2 separate regions of the Homo sapiens genome follow, and region 2 is linked to region 1. The links are chromatin contacts, found by Hi-C in ENCODE. All regions are on one chromosome and are shown on one strand. The core of a region is the stretch at or near the end of the contact, and the rest is flanking DNA. Distances in the headings are between cores, read along the strand shown. Region 1 overlaps LOC105372018 (a long non-coding RNA gene). Region 2 overlaps LOC101927548 (a long non-coding RNA gene).

Region 1 (3,870 bases), core at 797-3,296:
CGCCACTGCACTCCAGCCTGGGCTACAGAGCAAGACTGCATCTCAAAAAAAAAGAAAAAGAAAAAGAAAAAAGAAGAAGAACCTCGGGGTCTGTACATATATAAAGCCTTTCAGGCCACTAGGCCAAATCAGGCAGATCAATCCATTTCCTTCCAAGATGTCCCGCAAGCTGCCATAGGCATCCATTGACATGTGACTGTTCCATCTGTCCAGTTATTTTATTTTATTTTACTTTATTTTATTTTATTTTATTTTATTTTATTTTATTTTATTTTATTTTATTTTATTTTATTTTATTTTATTTTCGAGACAGAGTCTCACTCTGTCACCCAGGCTGGATTGCAGTGGCGTGATCTTGGCTCACTGCAACCTCCGCCTCCCAGGTTCAAGCGATATTCCTGCCTCAGCCTCCTGAGTAGCTGGGATTACAGGTGCCTGCCACCATGCCGGGCTAATTTTTGTATTTTTAGTAGAAACGGGGTTTTGCCATGTTGGCCAGGCTGGTCTCAAACTCCCGGCCTCAGGTGATCCACCTGCCTCAGCCTCCTGAAGTGCTGGAGTTACAGGCATGAACCACCATGCCTGGTCCCATCTGTCCAGTTCTATTCTGGAGAGAGGAGGGGTCTCAGCCAGCAGGTATGGGTCTTCACCTCTCCTCCCCTCCACCCTCCCAGCCCTTGAGGAGGCTAACTCTGAGCAGGAGTCTCCACCCGTGTTGTGACAAGTGAACAATGCTCACATTAACTGAACACCTATTTTGTGCCAGATACTTCACAGAGACACTCACATAGTCTATCTGATTTAAAGCAAAGACTAAAATTGTTCACTAGTAAGTCAGAAAGGTAAATAATTCCCGAAGTATCAATTTTAGTTTCAGTTTCATGTTCATACTGTCTCTGTTTATGGTCCGTTACTTTCTAAATTTAGGGAGGCTCCATGTTGAAGCAACTCTGCCAAGTATCATCACCTTCAGCTTGGGATCAGAGGAAGCTGAGATTTCTCATCTCACATGGAGATTCTGAACATCCATCTCATACCAAGTCAAAGAGGCGTTGCCCTCAGATCTCCCCTCGTGAGATGGGGAGTGCCTTAGAACCGTCTGCATTTCAAAATTAGTGAAATCCCAAGGTAGTTGATGGGCAGTGTCTGGAAATTCGTCAGGGAAAATGTTATTTTTGATAAATGCCAACCTCCAAATAAAAGAGAGCTCCTTCTTCCTATTACTACCTCAATGGCCAAAGAAGGAAAGGGAGAGGCAGTCTGGGAAGGGCAGGGAGGAGCCCCCCAGGGTATTTTCCGACCGGGCTTGTGCTGTGACCTGACACAGCAAAGACTAGAGAGTACTGAAAAGAAGTCATTGGCAAAGCCAAGTTTTACAACTTTGTCATCTTTGGGCCCCGTTGGTGCATTCTAGGGCTAAAAATAAAAATAAAATAACCACCCTGGTAAAGACATCAGAAGATGGCTGTGTGAAAGCTCAATGTGCCAGATCATGTCTTACGGCAAGTCAGTGGGGATTTGCTGAAGAAAAGTTTAAGGGGTCAGCCCCAGGAGCAAGAAGCCTCCACCTGGAAAGAGGGAAGAAGGAAAATGTAGAGAAGAGGCCTCTGCCAGGGACGGGGGCTCACACCTGCAACCCCAACACTCTGGGAGGCCGAGGCAGGAGGATTGCTTGAGCCCAGGAGTTTGAAACCAGCCTGGGAAACTTAGCGAGACCCTGTCTCTATTTATTTAAAAAATTTATGGAAAAAAAAAAAGAAGACGCCTCAGGAGAAGGGTTCAGAGCACACCTGAGGTCACTGCCCCATAAGACTCCAGGGGGTCTCTGTATGGGGCTGGTCAGGAGCTCACTGACCCAGAGAACATTTGACCTGGGTCACGTCACCATTCCAGCCCCTTCATTTCACAAATGAGGGCACTGAAGACGTGATGTGGTGTGCCCTAAGGTTCAGAACAGCTGGCAGCTGGCCCCTGGTATATGGGGGCATGCTCCCAAATTTAAAGCATCACTCAGGCCAATTAATCTTCGGAACCCTGGGCAGAGGGCTGCCGTAGTAACTCGCCCCGTAGGAGAGAACAGGGAGGGGCCCGACCCAGGCCAGCCACCGTCAAAGGTGTTCCAAACAACCAGGAAGAGAGTTACTGAGAACAACACTCAGCCGTGACTTTTTATTCCCCGCAGCAAAATGAAAAGAAAACAAAATAAATATCCCAGAGTCTTCGTGACTGGCAGCGTCAAACACAACTGTGTAAAGTGTTTGCAGAGAGCCATTAAAAGAACCATTTGGAAAGTTTTGTATTGTTTTCCTAAAGGCCCACGAGCTGCCCGGAGCCGACTGTGAGCTTGAAAGACTCTGCCTGACACTTTCCACTTCCTGCTCATCCTCCAGTTCCAGGATGTGGATGGGGTGAGAGGATGAGAGACTTCCTGCACCCCCAGAGCCCAGGCCCGGCTGACCCACGCGGGAGGAGGCTCTGTCCAGCGGAGCCAGGAGGAGGAAATCTTGCTTCCTCTTCTAAATCACCCAAGAGGTGGTGCAGAGGGATGTGTAGGAAGTCAGTTCATTGTTGTTGAAGTCACAGTCTGTTTCTTAAACATGGGGATAGCAACTCCGATTACATTCAAGCTGGGAAGAGGAGGGAAGTTGAAGGAAAGGTTTCCTCAGTCACTTGGACAAGCGGCTGCACCACAGGCCCTGCTACTGGCTCAAGAAGGCCACTTGAAGCTCTCAGCCACAAAATCCAGAAACCAGGCACCATGAGAGCATTGCCCTCCCATAACCAAAGGCCAAAACCGCCCCATTTCCATTTACTCATTGCCAGAAATAAGCAGGAAAAAAAGGTCTAGTTTTGAAAGCTGTTCCTCTGTAGCTCAAACAGGACCATTCAACGTGTTTGGGAGGGGGCCGAGGGAAGGAAGGCATTTTGGTGCCATTGTTAGCTGAAGAAAAAACACTCACACTATAAACATGTATAAATGGCCTGGGTAACTTCATTGCCCAAGATCCTGTTGAAAACTTTTACTCATTACTCTTGTTATTGTTATTATCGGAGACATTCCCTCCTACACATCCTTCCTTGCTCCTGGCAGGAGACAAATCTTGATCAAAAGCAAAGAATGTTCAATCTCCCCTTCCAATTAGTAAGGATGGGGCTGCCTGGGATGAAGGGGAAGGCAAGGCTGTCAGAGCCGCTTTCCACCGTTAGTAATGAATGGGAATTTTTATAGGCATTAGCTAAGCAGAATAACTTAATCCAAATAGTGACTTCAGAAGTGAGGATCAAGATTACGGTGTCCTCGCACCTCTGCTTCCTAAGGTGCTGGGATTACAGGTGTGGGCACTGTGCCCTGCCTGAGGATTTTGATTGTGAAAACTGGGAGGAAATGGCATCTAGAGCTGGGCCTTGAGGGATAAACCTTGATATTTGATCTCGGATGTTCATTGTTGGCAAAATAAGGTTGGACCAAGCCCTGATTTAATGGGAAAAAAATGCAGACCCCGTTTTCAATTGCCCTACTTATAGTATGACCTCTTTAAAGTAAATTCCAGAGACCATTCAGTATGTTGGTATATATGGTATCCTCTGTCTGTGTGGGTTTGATAGGAAGCAGGTTTTCAGTATTTATTTGATGAAAAAACATTCCTAAATTTCTCTTCATAGCTTTCTTTTCTTCCTTTATTTTTTTCTTTTTTAAAGAAATGGGGTCTTGCTGTGTTGCCCAGGCTGGCCTCAAACTCCTAGGCGCAAGTGATCCTTGTGCCTTAGCTTCCTGAGTAGCTGGGATTCCTGGAGTACACCACTGTGCCCAGCTTGCTTTTCATAGCTTCCTAAATCATGGGGCTTGTATCTCCTTCTCAGAAGTCACTA
Region 2 (3,870 bases), core at 863-3,362, 60 kb before region 1:
ACTGGGGACAAAGACCAAATGTCTTTCATATTACACCGCAGTAAGGATCCAAACCAAGTCCTCTCTTTTTCTTTCCATTTTATAAGACCATAGTTTATTCATTTTTCTTTCTTTTTTCTTTCTTTCTCTCTCTCTCTCTCTTTCTTTCTTTCTCTCTCTCTCTTTCTTTCTTTCTTTCTTTCTCTTTCTCTCTCTCTCTTTCTTTCTTTCTTTCTCCTTTTTATTTTCAGAGTCTCACTCACTCTGTCACCCAGGCTGGAGTGCAGTGGCATGATCTCCACTCACTGCAACCTCCATCTCCTGGGTTCAAGTGTTTCTCTTGCCTCAGCCTCCTGAGTAGCTGGGATTACAGGCGCCCACCACTACACCTGGCTAATTTTTGTATTTTAATAGAGTTGGGGTTTCACCATGTTGGTCAGGCTGGTCTCGAACTCCTGACCTCAAGTGATCTGCCCACCTCGGCCTCCCAAAGTGCTCGGATTACAAGCTTAAGCCACCATGCCAGGCCAGTTTATTCATTTTTAAACCACTGTATTGATATGTAATTTACATACCATAACATTCAAAGTGTATAAGTCAAAGCACATTTACAGAGTTATACAACCATCACCATAACATAATTTTAGAACATTTCATCACCCCAAAAAGAAACTTCATACTCTTTAGCAGTCACCCCCATTTCTCTTGTCTCCCTCAGCCCTAGGCAACAACTAACGTATTTTCTATCTCTATAGATTAGACTATTCTAGACATTTGACATGAGTGGAACCGTACAATATGGGATCCTTTGTGACTGGCTTCCTTCACTTAGCATAATGTTTCTGAGGTTTACCCACACTGCAGTATAAACAGTATTATTGTGCCCATGGAGGAAGTTTAGTATACTATAGACAAAACAGCTGGAAAATGAAAGATTTCAACTTATCAAAATAGGGTTAGAAATAAACATCTTTATTTGCTTTTTCACCTCACAATTTTTTATGAGAACGTACTATACCAAAGGCCCTGGAAAGATGATAAGACAGGTAAAATTGAGTTACTCTGATAAAGAAAACCGACAAATACACAACGCTTTACCCTATAGGTCTGACTTGTTCTTCAACACACATAAACATCATAGAATCATATAAGGTGAAATTCAGGGTAAATTTTCTGTTATTTTTCGTTTTCTTTTTTTTTTTTTTTGAGACAGAATCTCACTCTGCCACGGTGCTATCACAGCTCACCGCAGCCTCACCATTCTGGACTCAGGCAATCCTCCCACCTCTGCCTCCCAAGTAGCTGGGACTACAGGAACGTGCCACCTCACCCAGCTATTATTTAAATTTTTTGTAAAGACAAGGTTTCATCATGTCACCCAGGCTGGTCTCGAACTCCTGGACTCAAGCAATCAGCCCGCCTTGGCCTCCCAAAGTGCTGAGATTACAGGCCCCTGGCCACAGTAAATTTTCAACTCACTAGAATAAACAGAATCCAAAAGTAGTTTCTCTGAGAGGTGAATTGTATTTTAGGGGAAAAAAATAATGTTAACCAATACTTTCTGCTTTGAGTTACATTGAAGCTTGATGATTTTTATTTTTTTAATGGGGCAGGGGTTGTTTGGAAGATGTCACATCTTGGGAGTGTGCCTGAGAGGCCTGGCTTGCATGTTGTGTCAAAGAAATCGGGGCAGGGCCGGCATTTCTGTGGGGGCTGGTGCTGCCTGCCTTGACATCAGCCCTAGTCATCTCATTCTGCAGTGATGTGGTCATGGATGTATGTGCTCCAAGCCTGGAGGAATTTCACTGTGCTGTAACAGTTTTTCATTTACTGGAGGTCAGGGTTTGAATATCGAAAACACTTCTGATTTAGACAAGTTGAGGAATGATGAGACTAAAAGGTTTCTGTCAGCAAGAACTAACCTCTATGTGGGAACCCAGGATGTTGCACTGGAGTCGCTAAAGGGCAAGTTCAAGAATCCTTAAAACGATGAAGTATCTATCAGATCAGCTGAAGAAAACAGTAAAGTAATGAAACATATACCACAAATGTGATATTCGTAGTGTTTCCAAACATTCCTCTGGGAAAAGCAAGATGCTTGCTCAAGATTTTCAGACAGAGCCCCAGGACTTCAAGCTCTGGTCGTGGAGTGAGGCCAGAGTTTCACCATGGGACCAGCCCCTCCCACAGACAGCAGCCCGGGCCTCCTATGACCGGCTGCTACCTTGGAGGAGGATGTCCTTAGAAGCAGGCTGATGGGGGCCTCAAGAAGATATCTCACCCCCAACTCCTTCCCTTCCCTGGCTGCTGATCTGAAATTCCACCATTAGAAATTTATATCTTTGCACCAAAGCAAATGCTCCTAGTAAAAAAACAAACAAACAAACAAACAAAACACGCATCTTTTATCAGCCATTTACACCTCAGTGCAAATGTGTTTATCAGAGCCTTTGCCAAAGAGTCTTTTTTTTAGAAGGGAGGAGATGAAAAGAGCTAAGCACAAAAAAATGCCCAAGGATGAAGAAGTTACCAAAAGCCACAGAAGGGCAGAAAAGGAAGACAGGATGCACCAAAGATAAATAAACTTGGCCTCTTCCCATGGGTGCCAACTTGAGAGGATGAAGAGCTGACTCAAACTTATAGTAATCAAAAAGGGGAAAAAGGGATGCAAGGTAATTGCTGTGATATGGGGGAACTCAGAACTGTGCCTCCGACCATAAAGAGGAGGGAATAGGACCTGGACGATGGTTTATAAGCAGTGTCCATCCTCTCTCCAAGGGGCAATCCCATGAAGAACAACAGTAATGTGGGGGATTTGCCTGTGCTGCCCAAAACAAGGAAGAGGAAGCAAACACCTGTCTTACCAATCACTGGAATTCCTTTGTTTCACTTTAGCACACCACCAGGAGCCTAAATTCTACTTAATCGTGCACAGACTTTCTGCAGTTAAAGAAAGTAAGCAATGTTTGTCTAAAAAAATGTGATCTTGGGGGAAAAGAGGCCGTGACCCAGGACTCACACTGAGTTCCTGTTTCAGACCTATTAACAGGATGACCCCCAAACCTGGCAAGATGATGATTTGTTTATATAACGTGAAGATTTCAAAACACTACCAATGATTACAGCTCAGAGCTGTCTGATTCCATGGGAAATCAGGGAACCCCAAGAGAAGTCATCGAAGAATTAATCAGCTGCTTTCAGAAAATCCTCTTGGTTTCCTCTAGTTGACATGGTTCCTGAAAACCATCATGCCTGTTTGAGGAGCTGAAATTACCTACACTTAGTGTCAGTTTAGGTTACTGGTGACAAACCTACACATAGTTGGACGGCCTATGTACAGACCAACAGCACTTTGGGGGATCTATCTACCATTGACAAGGTACTGATCACTAATGAAGGGCAAGTTAAGGGATACTCTTTAACATTCTGTTTTTTTTTTTATTTCAATAGTTTTTGAGGTACAGGTGGTTTTTGGTTATATGGATAAGTTCTCTAGTGGTGATTTCTGAGATTTTAGAGCACCCATCACCTGAACAGTGTACACTGTACCCGATACATGGTCTTTTATCTCTCACCCCTACCAACTTTCCCTGGCCCCGTCCCCAAAGTCCATTACATCATTCTTAGGCCTTTGCATCTTCATAGCTTAGCTCCCACTTATAAGTGAGAACATAGGATATTTGGTTTCCCATTCCTGACTTACTTTACTCAAAATAATAGCCTCCAGCTCCATCCAAGTTGCTGCAAAAGACATTATTTCATTTCTTTTTATGGCTGAGTAGTATTCCATGGTGTATATATACCACATTTTCTTCATCCACTCATTGATCGATGGGCACTTAGGTTGGTTCCATATCTTTGCAATTGAGAGTTATGCTGCTGTAAACATGT

The links. A loop is a pair of places that touch in the nucleus more often than their neighbours do.
Region 2: a loop to region 1 is called in a map of GM12878, with 2.4 times the contacts of the local background. The contact joins two enhancer-like sites. A Hi-C loop is called at or near these places in 3 of 168 maps with a recorded cell type or tissue (GM12878, heart right ventricle and prostate gland) and 1 of 37 single-sample maps with no recorded cell type.

What each region holds. Positions count from the first base shown.
Region 1 is chr18:22,252,508-22,256,377 of GRCh38, reverse strand. The region is part of intron 1 of LOC105372018 (a long non-coding RNA gene); the gene reads left to right. Among named protein-coding and RNA genes, the nearest start is that of GATA6, 85 kb to the right of the region's middle. Within about 2 kb of position 2,046, at least 5 of the 41 ENCODE cell types and tissues checked have a DNase peak (open chromatin) inside an H3K27ac peak, as active enhancers do.
Region 2 is chr18:22,312,438-22,316,307 of GRCh38, reverse strand. The region is part of intron 1 of LOC101927548 (a long non-coding RNA gene); the gene reads left to right. Among named protein-coding and RNA genes, the nearest start is that of CTAGE1, 100 kb to the left of the region's middle. Within about 2 kb of position 2,112, at least 4 of the 41 ENCODE cell types and tissues checked have a DNase peak (open chromatin) inside an H3K27ac peak, as active enhancers do.